Regions from separate parts of the Homo sapiens genome. Here regions 1, 2 and 4 are each linked to region 3. Evidence: chromatin contacts called from ENCODE Hi-C or POLR2A ChIA-PET data. All regions are on one chromosome and are shown on one strand. The core of a region is the stretch at or near the end of the contact, and the rest is flanking DNA. Distances in the headings are between cores, read along the strand shown.

The links. Hi-C counts contacts between places; a loop is a spot of excess contacts on that map. ChIA-PET counts read pairs that join two places held with the same protein, here RNA polymerase II (POLR2A). Pooled maps may share reads with other maps.
Region 1: a loop to region 3 is called in a pooled map, with 2.1 times the contacts of the local background. The contact joins the enhancer-like site here to the promoter of USP44 in region 3. A Hi-C loop is called at or near these places in 2 of 50 pooled maps. POLR2A ChIA-PET finds 5 or more read pairs at or near these places in 2 of 52 experiments (Caco-2 and activated T-cell).
Region 2: a pooled map shows a loop between it and region 3 (10-fold over the local background). The contact joins the promoter of CDK17 here to the promoter of USP44 in region 3. A Hi-C loop is called at or near these places in 5 of 50 pooled maps. POLR2A ChIA-PET finds 5 or more read pairs at or near these places in 2 of 52 experiments (Panc1 and naive thymus-derived CD4-positive, alpha-beta T cell).
Region 4: a map of naive thymus-derived CD4-positive, alpha-beta T cell shows a loop between it and region 3 (3-fold over the local background). The contact joins the enhancer-like site here to the promoter of USP44 in region 3. A Hi-C loop is called at or near these places in 1 of 168 maps with a recorded cell type or tissue (naive thymus-derived CD4-positive, alpha-beta T cell) and 6 of 50 pooled maps. POLR2A ChIA-PET finds 5 or more read pairs at or near these places in 2 of 52 experiments (OCI-LY7 and activated CD4-positive, alpha-beta T cell).

What each region holds. Positions count from the first base shown.
Region 1 is chr12:96,213,254-96,216,836 of GRCh38, forward strand. All of the region lies in intron 1 of ELK3 (ETS transcription factor ELK3), which reads left to right. Among named protein-coding and RNA genes, the nearest start is that of ELK3, 21 kb to the left of the region's middle. Within about 2 kb of position 2,083, at least 8 of the 41 ENCODE cell types and tissues checked have a DNase peak (open chromatin) inside an H3K27ac peak, as active enhancers do.
Region 2 is chr12:96,398,244-96,401,903 of GRCh38, forward strand. CDK17 (cyclin dependent kinase 17) reads right to left here and starts at 2,196. Exons shown (of 17, transcript NM_002595.5): 1 at 1,743-2,196. RefSeq lists silencers at 1,600-1,759, 1,940-2,119, 2,210-2,539 and an enhancer at 2,960-3,179.
Region 3 is chr12:95,549,784-95,553,139 of GRCh38, forward strand. It overlaps USP44 (ubiquitin specific peptidase 44), which reads right to left and starts at 1,693. Exons shown (of 6, transcript NM_032147.5): 1 at 1,489-1,693.
Region 4 is chr12:94,980,150-94,983,635 of GRCh38, forward strand. All of the region lies in intron 3 of NDUFA12 (NADH:ubiquinone oxidoreductase subunit A12), which reads right to left. Among named protein-coding and RNA genes, the nearest start is that of NDUFA12, 22 kb to the right of the region's middle. Within about 2 kb of position 2,027, at least 3 of the 41 ENCODE cell types and tissues checked have a DNase peak (open chromatin) inside an H3K27ac peak, as active enhancers do.

The DNA.
Region 1 (3,583 bases), core at 833-3,332, 660 kb after region 3:
GGGACAATCAGTTATTTCTTTACCCTGCAGATTGACCACCTCTTCTTCTCTAAGCCCAGAAAGAACAAACTCTATCCCAGGAATCTTAAAAAGTTTTGGACTGTTAGGGATCAAGAGGTACCCACACGAGGCAGCCTTGGATGGAAATAGGCCCTTTTCTGTCTTACTGTGGGCCCGCTCTGAAAATGTAGGATAACATAGGGCTGGGTTGTATGGTGGTTATTAGGGTGGGGTGCGGTGAATTCTGTGGGAAAAAGTCGAATGGTTGTAAGACATTTTCTCAGCCAGTGTTAACGAAGCCATCATTTACTACTCACCCATATAAAAGTCACTGACAAACCAATTGAGTTACTTCTAATTTAGCCAGAGACAGCATAGTTCCAGAAGGAAAGAGGGGTGTTCCTACACACAGTAAATTGCATATGTTGTTATTTCAGTGGTTGTCAGTGATTTCCTCTGAAAAATCTCTCTTTTTTTTTGTTTTGTTTTTGAGACAGGTTCATGCTCTGTTGCCCAGGCTGGGGTGCAGTGATGTGATCACAGCTCACTGCAGCCTCAAACTCCTGGGCTTAAGTGATCCTCCTGCCTCAGCTCCCCAAGTAGCTGGGACTACAGGTATGTGTCACCACATCCAGCTAACTTTTGTGTTTTTTGTGGGGATGGGGGTCTCGTGTTGCCCAGGCTGGTCTTGAACTCCTAGGCACAAACTGTCCTCCCTCCTCGGTCTCCCAAAGTGCTGGGATTACAGACATGTAATCCGTTCATTAAAAACCCAGTAATCCTTGCATTGTGCTAGATATTACATTGTGCTAGATATAACATGTACAGGCATGTAATCCCAGCAACCTTTCTCTTTCCCAAGATGGAAGAGTTATTTAAAAAACATTGCAGACTGGGCCAGACACGGTGGCTCACGCTTATAATCCCAGCACTTTGGGAGGCCGAGGTGGGTGGATCACCTGAGGTCAGGAGTTTGAGACCACCCTGGCGAACATGCTGAAACCCTGTCTCTACTAAAAATACAAAAATGAGCCGGAGGCAGTGGTGTGCGCCTGTAGTCCCAGCTACTCGGGAGGCTGAGGCACGAGAATCACTTGAACCTGGGAGGCGGAGCTTGCAGTGAACCGAGATCACACCACTGTGCTCCAGCCTGGGCGACAGAGCAAGACTCTGTCTCAAAAAACAAAACAAAACAAACAAACAAAAAAAAAAACAGCAAAAACCATTGCAGACTGTAAAGAGTAAGTAAATAGGTGAGCAATACCTACTTTTGTTTACCTTTTTTAAAATGAACAATTTGTAGATATTCACAGAATGCAAATACTTGTTAATAAATGAAAAGCTTGGGAGACATGAAGTTGGCCTCATGCCTTTTTTATACACAGTGATAATGATCAAAATAATTTAAATGTCCTTTGAAAATAAATTTAATAGTCTTCCAACTCACAGAAATAATAAAAAACTTCAGAACTTGTATAAGTTTTTTTTTCAAATATTATCCTTATTTACTTAATACCTTACACTTACTCTGTGCTGAGTTATTGCAGATCCCTAATAATATAAAATGTTGTCTTCCAGTTCTTTGACTGAGGTACAGGGTTCATTTTCTATAATGAAATGGCTACTACCCTTTGTCTTAGACAATGATAGTATCATGACATGGAAATGCATAGCAGATACTGGCAGAGGAGTTGAACTCAGCAGAATTTTCAGTAAGAAGTGTTCAAATCCATCTTCATTTCTCTAACCATGCAAAATTTAACAAACGAAAAAAGACATGGGTACCTCATGAGCACCTATTTTGTTTATTCCTTACCCAGAAGTTTTTCTCCTTTTCTTGGGCTCTCATTGCCTTTTTTTTTTTTTTAAGTTGCCTCGTTTCTTATTTCCCACCACATAGAAGCTTAAGAAAATCAAAGCTAATTCTGCCCCCTCAACTCCCACCTCAGTAAAAATGAAACAAGGAACATGCAAAGGGAAGTGCTAGGTTGCCATCAGTAGAAAGAAGAACAAATAAGTGGGCATTTCGACTTCTAAGAATGGAGGCAAAAACCTCATACTTTGCATAAGGGGTCTGTGCGGCCCTTGCTCACATTAAGACGTCGGGCGCCACCTTGTGGCCGACAGGAAGGAGGTCAGCTTCCAAGAAGAGGCCAGTAGCTTTTCGGTGACAGAGGCAGGAGGCAGCTGGGACACCTGAAGCTGGGATCGTGTCATGTGACCTGACAGCTCTCACGTAGGCGGAGGCGGGCACAGCGTAATGAGAATGATCAATATTTCTGTCAATAGCATCTTTCTTTTTGAGGCTCCGTCGGATTAAAGAATGAATCAAAGTTAAATAAAAACATGGGAAAGACTAAAGAGGGACATAAAACCTTTTTTTTTTTTTTTTTTTTTAAAGAGAGATGGTCTCGCTCTGTCACCCAGGCTGGAGTGCAGTGGTGCAATCACAGCTCACTGCAGCCTCTACTTCCCAGGCTTAGGCGATCCTCTCACCCCAGCCTCTTGAGTAGCTGGGTGGACAGGCGCGGACCACCAGACACAGCTAATTTTTGTATTTTTTGTAGAGATGGGGTCTTACTCTTGCCCAGGCTGGTCTCGAATTCCTGGGCTCAAGCGATCCACCCACCTCGGCCTCCCAAAGTGCCAGGATTACAGGCGTGAGCTATCACGCCTAGCCTCAAAACTGTTTTCATAACTGCATTCTTTAAGTGCAAAAAGCTGAAAACAGAATAAGGGCAGAAAATAATCACTCAGAGTCTGCAAAAATGTCCCTCCCCTCTGTGCCAGAGGTCAAGCGTTTTACTCTCGGCCTCTCTACTCTGTGTCTTTTGCCCTGACCAGCCCGTGAATGCCCTCCTGTAGGGCCCCATCTGCAGCGGCTATGAGCGGTGTTGTCATCATTGTCCCTTGGCTTGTCATTTAGAACATCTTTCTTTCTTCGCTATCTGACCCAACAGCTCTCATGTACTTGACTCTCCTTCCTGCTCCAGAGAAACCACATAGATGGGAGCCGAATGTACCCCAGGGAAGGAGAGAGCCCCAGGGACCCTCTTTGCTGAGGTCACACAGCTTGGAGGCCTCAGGGTCAGCATTTAAACCAGTGTTTGTTAAGCTGGAGTCGGAGAATCAGTGCCCTAGCATCTGAGTTTTCTGCAAGCATTTACGATTTTTTGTGCTTTCATATTTGATGATAGACTACAAAACAGAAGCATACTCCAAGTCACCTTATAAACCACAGTCGCCATGTGGCTGAAGAGTCTCCCTGGATTTCAGTGCCTGTGTGGGGCTCATTGCCTAATGGACAAAGAGCCCAGGTGGGTGCTGTAGCTACACAATGCCTTCTAGCCTGGTGAAGGCCATGTGACTCCACAGCAAGCTCTGTGAGGAGGATTCCCTGTAGCTTAAAAGGTAATTGTAGTTAACATTTAAATAGCACTTACTTTGCCCCAGGTGTAGTTTAAGTGCATTATTAGTAACTTCTGTAACTCTTACAACAACCCTGTATGATATGATACTTTTATCATATCAGTCCCATTTTACCTATGAGGATACTGAGGCACAGAAAGGTTAAGTAACTTCC
Region 2 (3,660 bases), core at 946-3,445, 850 kb after region 3:
AAAAAGAATTTAAGGAATATCCCTTAGTCACATTTTCTTTTGTTCCAACCCACTGTTTATGGAAGCATGCAGATGTTAAGAGTTGCAAAAATTGAAATGACTTCATTAACAAAGCAACATCCCAACGTTTAATGTCAACTCCTCAGACTCATAAAAAAATGAAACAAAACCAATTATATTACCACTAGCAAATTTTTTCCCCTTAAAATCTAGTTTCGTCTTATTTCTAGTTTCAAGGCAAGCTTTGTCTACCCAAGGTATCAAAGGTCTTCAAATCTCATTCATTTTCTTCTGCCCAAGAGTTAAGAAAGTAAGTCTAAAACAGAACAAGCCAGATTTGTTGCTGTGATCTTCTCACACGAACGCCTTTTAAAAGAAATCTTTCAACAAAGACTCAAAAAAGAAACAGCAAAGTTTGGGGAAAGAATTGTCTGTCTTTAGGTCAAGCATTTCCTGATAAGTGACTGAAGGTCTGGCTGCCAGGAATACACTTTGCTGACCCTAGGAATGGCCAAGTCTCAAAACAAAATTTGCCTCTTCTGTATCTTGAAAGTGACCTGTTAGGACCTGATGTCAATTTGACGAAGAGGTGATAGAACATGACCAACGAGGTGTCTTTGGTGGACATATTCATGTAAAGGAGGCGAGAGCCACAGATTTCAGCTAAACGCTTTTTGCCACTTTTGCAAAAGAAAAGCTAATTGTTAACGGCCATGTGACATTATAGATCCCAGAAAAGGAAAGGGTGGGAGGAAGAGAGAGAAGTTCAAGGCAGTTCAGGGTCAGAACAAGCTCAGACATCCTGTCATTAACAAATGTTCCCCAAGCTGAAAGCAAAATACTGCTTACCCGAAAAGGAGTGGGTGAAAAGTAGGGGGAGAACGAGGGAAAAACCACAGGAGAGTCAATGTGGCAGTGTGGGGGTGACAGGAGGGAGGGAATCTGGAGCTATCCAGCTGAGTTGGGGAGCAAAAGCATCGGGCATAGCATCGGGCACAAAAATGCTGAGAAAAGCAACTGCGACGGAGACAGCACTAGGCACCCTCCTCCCCCCATTTTCCCCTCCCCATCGGTTTGCTGGGTTTCCCACCTTCCCTCTACCTCCGCTCTTGACCAACACTCCGGGGTGTGACCCGCCAGCAGGAGGCTGCCCTGATCTTTGTCTCTACCCGCTCCCACGCGCGGGCTCCTCCTCCTCCTCCGCGCTCCCCACCCGCGCACAGCGCCAGCGTCTCCAAGGAGCTGCAGGCGCCGCGACCGCCGCCTCCTCGCCCACCTCCCGCGGACCCGCGCCCCTTCCTTCCCCTCCCGGGCAGCGTCGCCTGCGCCTCCAGCTCCACCCCCGCCGAGGGGACCTTTGTGTCTCGGGGGACTTTCTGCCTCTTTCCCCTCCTCCGCCTCGCGAGGAGACCGGCCTCCCCCGCAGACCAAAGCGGCAGCGAGCACCGGAGGCGGCGGCGTCTATATCTGTCGGCGCCTCCTGGGAAGCAGCTCGCAGACACTCACACCCCACCCGAGCCCCGGAAATCCCCGGGCGACCCAAGGTCCTCGCTGGACCGGAGAGGTGACAGGCGCACGCTAGCCCCCCGCGCCGCGCCTCCTCGCTCAACTTCCCGACCGGGCCTGAGCCACCCGCGCCCCCAGTAGCCCCCGCCCCCGCCTCTGTCCCACGCAGCCTCCCGGCCCCGCGGCCGACCCGACACCAGGGGAAAGCGCGGCGCGGACGCCAGCCGCCAACTCACCAGCAAGAGCGGGGACCGCGGGTCCCGAGGCGAGGCGAAGAGAGGCGCGGGGGGAAGCTGCTCCGCGGACGCCCGCGGCGACCGGATGCAAGTCCGGGTCTCAGCGGCCGGCAGACGTGAGGCGCTTCCGAGCGCAGGCCTCCGCCGCCACAGCCGCCTTCCGGCTCTCGCCGCGGGTCCGGAGCCTCGGGAGGGGCCGCGGGTGTCTCACGCGTTGCCAAGTCCCTCGGTCAACATGGCTCCCGCGCCGACGAGCCGCGCGGACGGCCCACTAATCCCCTCGGAGCAGCCGGGCGCGAGCGCGGCGGGCGCCGACGGCGGGCTGAGACTGTCTGGCCGGGCGCTGGCTCCTTCTCCGCGGCTCTGCGGCGGCCCGCGGGGAGCTCAGGAGACTGCGGGCGGCCGCGTTCGCTCCTTGCGTGTGCGTCGCTTTCACACTCGGCGGCTGCGGATTGACGCCTCCGCCTGTTCCCCGGAGGAGAGCGAGTGCAAGAGAAAAAACACTTTTATTGAAACGATCCAACCAGCGGCGGCGGAGAAAAGCGACCGGCCGCGGGAGCTTACCCCACCCCCGCCTGAGCGGCTCGCCGGGGGCAGCGCGACCCCTGCCGGCGGCGGCGGAGGCGGGGGCGGGGCCGGCGGCCGGGGGCGGGGCCTGCAGGGCGGGGCGGGTGTCCCCGGGAAACTGCCCGCTCCGAAATGCGGGCGTCGGGGGAGCGGCGGAGGGGGCCAGGGGACCCCACCGGAATGAGTGCCTGTCCGCAGCGACTGGGGGAGAAATTATGTGAATAATTCAGCCCCTCCAACATCCCCCTGCCCCTCAACTTCCCGCTACCAAACCAAAACTCGTGCTTCAGTTATACAAGTAATTACTGTACAAGGTGTCCATGCCACAGTTCTCCACTGACTTTCTAGAGAGTCCATGTCAAAGGACCCACACTGAAAGATGTTGATGGCTGCAACTTTTCTCCTTTGTTGTGTGTGGGTACGTGGGTACTAGTGCCGCAGTCTCTCACACACACGGCATCTATTCATTTAAACTACAGTACAGTGTTTTGTATATATTATCATGTGCCCGGCAATATGCTGAGTCCTCTAAGGACGGAGAGTCTAGCTGGGATGAAAGATGATCAATAACTATCATAAAAATCTGAACGTTATGAGCGGAGAAATACAAGGTGCTATGAAAACAGAAAGGACTACTGTTGCACGGGTTAGGTTTTGTTTTCTTGGGGGAGGCGGGCCGCGAGAGGTTGGCCCAGTTTCTGCAACTGTTTTTACTTTCTCCTTTCCCAGAGGCTAAAAGCTAGTTCAGGAATGAACAGCAGAGTGGCAGTGAAGACAAACTAAAGTAATACTGACCCACTTTTTTCCACTAATAAGGATAAAAGCATAAAGTTAAAACAAACTTAAACCCCTAGAGGGAGATAATGAGAGGATTGAAAGAAGAGAGTAGGGACCGGATGTAGACAACATAAACAAGAAAAAAAAACCCACATAAAAGTCCTGTGAAGTGAGATAAATTTTTTTTCCCATGTTAACACCCGGAAGTAGAAGCTGCTTTGAAGTTTCAAATCACATTATGTGCTAAGAACTTCGGGGAATTATCTTTTTGGATTTAGGGATGAATCCTTTCCCCCTTAAAAATGCTGCATGCTGACATCTTTCTCTTATTTTGTTTGGCAAAGTTAAATGCATCTACAGTTATATCCAACGATCGTACGTGTCAATCAGGCTTTTCCCATGCCTCTAAAATTACCAGGACCCGTAAATTAGCAACAATTATGCTCTACGCGTATTTAACACTTGTTTACCAACCAAGAATGCAAATATACATAACAAGCTTTCCGTTAGAACAAGTGCGCTTTGTTTAAAAGCACTGTTAATGAGGCTTTTTAGATTTGTCCAAGTCAAACTT
Region 3 (3,356 bases), core at 443-2,942:
GAAATGAGTGCACAAAGGTATTCACAGCATATTATCCAAACACCGTAAAAGGCAAGAAGGAGCGGCACAGGATTCTAACTAACAGGAAATGGCTAATTAAGGTCTGACATAGAGGCCGGGCGCAGTGGCTCACGCCTGTAATCACAGCACTTTGGGAGGCCAAGGCGGGTGGATCACCTGAGGTCAGGAGTTCGAGAGCAGCCTGGCCAACATAGTGAAACCCTGTCTCTACTAAAAATACAAAAATTATCCGGGCCTGGTGGCGGGCACCTGTAATCCCAGCTACTCGGTAGGCTGAGACAGGACAATCGCTTGAACCCAGGAGGCGGAGGTTGTGGTGAGCCTAGATCCACAATTGCACTCAAGCCTGGGCAGCAACAAGAGCGAAACTCCGTCTCAGAAAAAAAAAAAAAAAAAAAAAATCTGATATAACACAGGAAGTTCTTATGTTAACAAAATAGATACAAAATAGCAACAATGTCTAATCAATTCATGTTTGAAAAAAATACCAAATATGTACATTAAGGTTACAACTGCATAAAATGTAGTCATGCAAATAAAGATTAAAGGGATGAATTTGCATAGTTTAATACTCATTTTGTTCTTTTTTCTATATATTTAAGTGCATAATAATTCTGATTCAATAATGACCCCAGTGCACTTCTCCCACTCAAAACATCTAACCTCTATGTTGTACTTTTGCCCACCACCTGAATTTCTCAAATGCATTAAAAGCATTACATGAGGGCATCTCTTAAGATGAAATATTTAAAATTTAAGTATTTCTGGCATGCAATATGGTTTTTCCTGTAATTCCTTGAAAGCAAAATATTAATAATAGAAAAATCAAAACTCTTGCTTTCCTATTATAATGCCATAAAACCATTCTGGAAGGTCGTTTGGGAGATAGGAAGAGTCTTAGTTGCCTCCCTCTGATCTAGTAATTGGGCGGGGTCTTTTAAGGACTAAAATGATGTGAATAAATGAAGAGAAAAAGTGAAATGGGAAGAAAAGCAAAGGCAAGCTGTGTAAGGCATAGGTGGAGAGTGCTGAATAGTGTCTTCAATAAAATGCCTTAATACAATGATGTAAGCTAGGAAGAGGTGCGGAGTGGGAAGGGAAGAGGCTGGAGACAAATTCTCATTACTAGTGTTAGTAATTAAAGAGCAGATGTTTGTAGTTTAGCTTTTTCTTCATACTTATTACTACTTATTCAACTTTGAAATTTCCTCAGCTACCATTTTATTCATGATCTTCACTATCTAGGCCTAAATTATAGCATGCTCTAGCTCATTTCCTGAGCTCCAGAACCTCTCTATTGCAATTTTATTTTTACATAGCAATCATAGTCATTCTTCTCCTTAAATTTTCCTATTTGTTTTTTAACCCGTCTCATCGAATCTAAGCTTTTTACTGTAACATTAAAAAAAAGAAAAGAAAAAAGCCTCCTTCCCTGCCCACCTTCATCAATGATGTCCCCAAACTTACCTATTAAAACCTCAAAATCAGTCTTTCCCCAGGTCGGCCTTTGGATAACTCAGAGGTCAGTCCCTGCAGGATCGCCCAGTTTCCATCAGGGCAAATGCTGATCTCCTAAGTGAAAAGTCCTGGCGGCTGCCTCCAGTGCCCCCCTGCAAATCATTACAAATCAACCTCTTTCAGGTTTGGCTTAAACTCTCACCTCCTGGAAACTGCTTTCCTGAAGTCACAAACCGGGCGTGCAGATCCCCATCCCCCACCCCCAGCAGTGCATTATTATGCAGTCACTGCTTTTGTTCCGAGTTCTGAGCCTGCTTCTATTTGCATCGTAACCTCTTTGGGGGCCGGGACTGTGCACTTGCTCCCTTTCTATACCTCTCCACAGTTCCTAGTACCGGCCAAAAACACTGCTGAAATGCCTAATGAATCAACCAGAAGTTCCTTAGCATAATATAGGAGCGTGGAAGTGATGTTTAGGGGGGCTTCCCTTGCTTCCCTGATCCCCAGATGGAGAGAAATGGCAATTTGCCCTTCCAAGGTAAGCAGTTTCCTAAACCAGATAAAATTTTAACGATTCTGAAACCTAATGGATGTGTAACTACTCAATTCTGAGTTACTACACAAACAGTTTTGCCCTTTGTATCCTGAGAGAAAAGTACGAATGAATTAAAAGAAGACAAAACATTGTAAATTTCATAAACCTCAGAGTGGCTTTTTATGCTTTATGTCGATTTTTAGAATTTCCTAGTCCAGTCTTTCATGAATCGAAGAATATTTCAGGAATCATAATTGCAGACTAAAGAATTTATGAGCTTGTGAAATTTTAGGAATCACTTTTAAGACTTTTCAGAGTTTTACAGACAATGCTCTTACCTAATAACTAATATTCGCTTAACATTTTTTTCAACACCTAAATGCCTGGCACCATGCTAAGCATTGAGATATTCATAGCATTCATTTCAATGGTTATGAGGAGATGAAGGATTGAGCAGAGGAAGTGGGTAAAGAAACGCTAAATAACTCAGCCATAAACTTTTGATTAAGGTGTAGCAACACACTTCAGTTGAACTTTTTAAATGAGAGGAACCCAAACGACCTTAAATTTCTGGCAAATATGAAAGAAAGGAGTTGAGAAAAAAGGAGTATGGAAAAAAGAGCAGCAGATGTAAGCTATGGCCTTAGTGGAGGAAAGTGAGTAGAAGGGGCTTTAGAATTCGCCTTTTTTCTTTAATTCTAAGAATGAGGTTGGTAGCAGGTAAGGAAGGTAAATGCCAGCTGAGTAGATGGTACCAAAGTTGATTTGTTTTTAAAAGACCATTGTTTATTTGGTGGTCTGTCAGGGAAACTTGTACCTTGCAGGTGAATTTCCAACATAGGCCTACTGGAAACTGAAACCCTGAGCCCCAGGGTTTAGGTATAAATGGAAGCAAAATTGTGAAGTGAGTCCATTTCTCCCCCTTTTTAAACATAAACATCCACTCCACCTCCACCCTATACTCAGTTTTTCTTTTCTTTTCTTTTCTTTTTTTTTTTTTTTTTGAGACAGAGTCTCGCTCTGTCACCCAGGTTGGAGTGCCGTGGCGTGATCTCGGCTCACTGCAACCTCCGCCTCCCGGGTTCAAGCAGTTCCCCTGCCTCAGCCTCCTGAGTACCTGGGATTACAGGTATGCACCACCACGCCTGGTTAATTTTTGTATTTTTAGTAGAGACGGGGTTTCACCATGTTGGTCAGGCTGGTCTCCAACTCCTGACCTCGTGATCTGCCCGCCTCGGCCTCCCCAGGTGCTGGGATTACAGGCGTGAGCCACCACGCCTGGCCCACTCTATACTCACTTTTACAGGGATCCTCAGGATGCTGTGTCCAGGGCTTTACTGCA
Region 4 (3,486 bases), core at 777-3,276, 570 kb before region 3:
GTTTGACCATTGTCCTAAGCTCGATTTGTATATTCAGCTGTTTACTTGATATATATCTAATCATGTAGATTTCACAACAGGTATCACACACTTACTATGTCCAAAAAGAGGCTTCTGATTCTAATTCTCCACCCCTACCAACCCGCCCTTCTACAAGTCTTCTCATCTCAGTGAATGGTCCCAGCATTATGGTACCAACCACTCAGGCCCCAAACCTATGAATCATCCTTGATTCTTCTCTATCGCCTCCATGTAATGGCCCTCACCTGCCACCCTGTTTCTCTACAAAGGCTTCTAGAACACATCACGCCAAATGAAAAACAGCTGACCACCACGATGTTAAGCATCTTAAACAAATTGGCCTTTCAAGGGCAAAACCATTTATTAATTTTTCCCTGGGCACAGAAAAATTTTCAGGGACAAAATTATTTTCTGTTAAAAAAAAAAAGAAACCCTTTACCATACACTATTATTTTTTAAATGATGTATTTATGTATTACTTCAGTAAATTAATTTTAATAAGAAAAATCAATGTACGAGGAGAGACTGGTGTAACTATGCTGAGAGAGAAAGACATGTTACTAAGAAATGAACAGAAAGTGCCACCAAGTGGGAAAACGGTATACGTGCAATAGAGAAAAATCTAACCAAGCCATGTCTTGCTTTGTTTTTTTTTTTAACTTGGTTCAAAGGACTTCAAGGTTCCAATACTTCAAACCACAAAAAGCACATCTTTATTTCTTCTGATACAAGTGAAAACAATAATTTTATACAGCCGTGCATGAAATAGCCCAAACTTTCTACTTTTCTACACTAATTCTATATAAATGCTAACTACCATAACAATGAAAATGAAGACTTCTGTGTGTTACTGTGTAGACGGTGGCAATTAGATAACTTCAGAATAAAACTGAAGGCAATAAAATTGGCATTGAACAAAATAAAGACAAGAACAAGAGAAAAAAAAAGAAAGAAAAAGTAGTATAGAATAGTACTTGAGCTGGGCACGGTAGTTCACACCTGTAATGTCAACACTTTGGGAGGCCAAGGCAGGTGGATAGCTTGAGCCCAGGAGTTTGAGACCAGCCTGGGCAACATGGCAAAACACTGTCTCTACTAAATACATACATACATACATACATACAAACAGTAGCCGGGCATGGTGGCCCGTGCCTGTAGCCCCAGCTACTCCGGGTGCTGAGGCAGGAGGATGGCTTGAGCCCAGGAGGTCGAGGCTGCAGTAAGCCAAGATCGCACCACTGAACTCCAGCCTGGGTGATAGAGCGAGACACTGCCTCAAAATAAAATAAAATGTTATTTGTTATCTACTTAAATACTTTCAGGGTATTCTACTCAATCAAATTAAATATAAATTCCTGAAGAAGAAATTAATATCTTGTTGCTGATCCCATAAGAGAATAAAACATATAGGAAAATGAAGGTACTGTAAAAAAAGACACTAAATTAGAACACAGTATTAGTACTAGTATTCATTAAGTGCCTATAAACTACAAGAGAACAAAGACCATACATATTTCACTCACCACTGTGAATATATAAACCCATCAAGGCCTGACATATAGGGGGGTGCTCAATATATATTTGTTGAATGAATCAAGTTTGTAAGCAGACTGTGTTAGGTTCTAGGCAATCCGTTTCTTATTTTCAAGGCACGTGTAGCTCAACTGCCCATCCAAGAAGTTTGCACCACCATCTTTTGTTTTTGTACTGGTGGACTTAGCAGCCTTTACTGGTGGCTGGTAGATTCAAAGAAGTGAAGGCCTTTAGACCAGAGAGATAAAATGAGCTCATTTTTCCACAAGATTTCTAATGTTTCCCATAAGATTAGAGAACATTAAATGAAACAGAGAAGCTGACTAAAATTCTATCCAAAACGCTAATGTCTCTAAGGGAAATCTTTCCCTAGGTGAGATTATGCAGCTACTGAACAGACTCATAAGACTATCATAGGCCACACTTGGCATCTGAGAACTCAGGACAGAGGACAGGAATCACAGCTTGCCAGCTGGGCAGCATCAGATGTTCCTCTCCCTGGGAGTCTGTGCAGTTGTTCATGCAAGTGACAGCTCACCCAGCCGTCCAGAAGCTATTTTCTTTTTCTTTTCTTTTTTTTTTTTTTTTTTGAGACAGAGTCTCTCTGTTGCCCAGGCTGGAGTGCAGTGGTGTGATCTCGGCTCACTGCAAGCTCCGCTTCCCAGGTTCATGCCAGTCTCCTGCCTCAGCCTCCCAAGTAGCTGGGACTACAGGCGACCGCCACTAGGCCCGGCTAATTTTTTTTTGTAGTTTAAGTGGAGACGGGGTTTCACTGTGTTAGCCAAGATGGTCTCGATCACCTGACCTCATGATCTGCCTGCTTTGGCCTCCCAAGGTGCTGTGTGTGAGCCACCACGCCCGGCCCAGAAGCTATTTTCTTTAACTCCCTAGATGACACAGCTCAGGCTCAAGGGAGATGAGAGCATCATGAGACAGGTGCAGGAGCTGCCCTAACTTCAAAGCTTTACGCTCCACCAGAGCCAACGTCTCTAGTAACTCCAAAGGCATAGCTTCAGGATTCCCTTTCCCACAGGGTCATGCCAGTTCTAAGAGCAGCAGCACTCACCAGGCATTTCTAATTCCTCTCAATCCAGAGGCAATTTCCCAATCAGAGGTCGATTTTATATTGCAATACTGTTAAAACAATTTTATCTGGTTTCCAGGATAACAGAGCTAGGCATTTAACTGAAGGTCATATTCTCCTAACCCTTAATTTATAAAGTTAAGTTGAATACTACACTAGATAAAATCAAACCAAAATCCTATCTCCAGCATCAATCTCTAGCCTAACCAACAGGCTAGTTTTCAACTGTCTACTCACCTTCTCACGTGGTCGTCTATCAAGCTTCTCATACTTAACGTAGACTACCTCTTCTAAACCTGCTCCCCCTACTCCACTCTTCCCTATCTCAGTAACTGTACCTCTAGTAGTTCAGGCCAAAAATATTGAAGTCATCCTTGACTGGTTTTTCTCTCAAAAGCCAATCAATCAGCAACTCCTGCTGACCCCATCTTACTTGGCACCCTCTAAGAGGGCCTCCAACGATCACTGCCTCCTGGTATTCACACCCTTGTATAATACCCTCATTTTAAGTGTGGCTGGACTGATTGACTTGCTTCTAATAAATAGACAACTGAAGTATGGGATATCACTTCCTAGATGAGGTTTAAAAAGACTGTTCCTTCCACCTTGGTCTGGGGAAGCCAGACGCCATGTCAAGAGGTGGCCTGTGCAGAGGTCTACTGAATGAGCTGGGAAGCAAATCTTCTGAGGTCTGTCTACAGCCACATGAGTAAGTGTGGCAGTGGGTCCTTCCCAAGTCAAACCTTGAGAGCACAGCAGCCTCAGAGAAGATCTCAGCTGTAACCTTGTGAGACCCTGAGCCTGGGGCACCCAGCTAAGCTACACTCAAATTGCTGTGAGATAACATT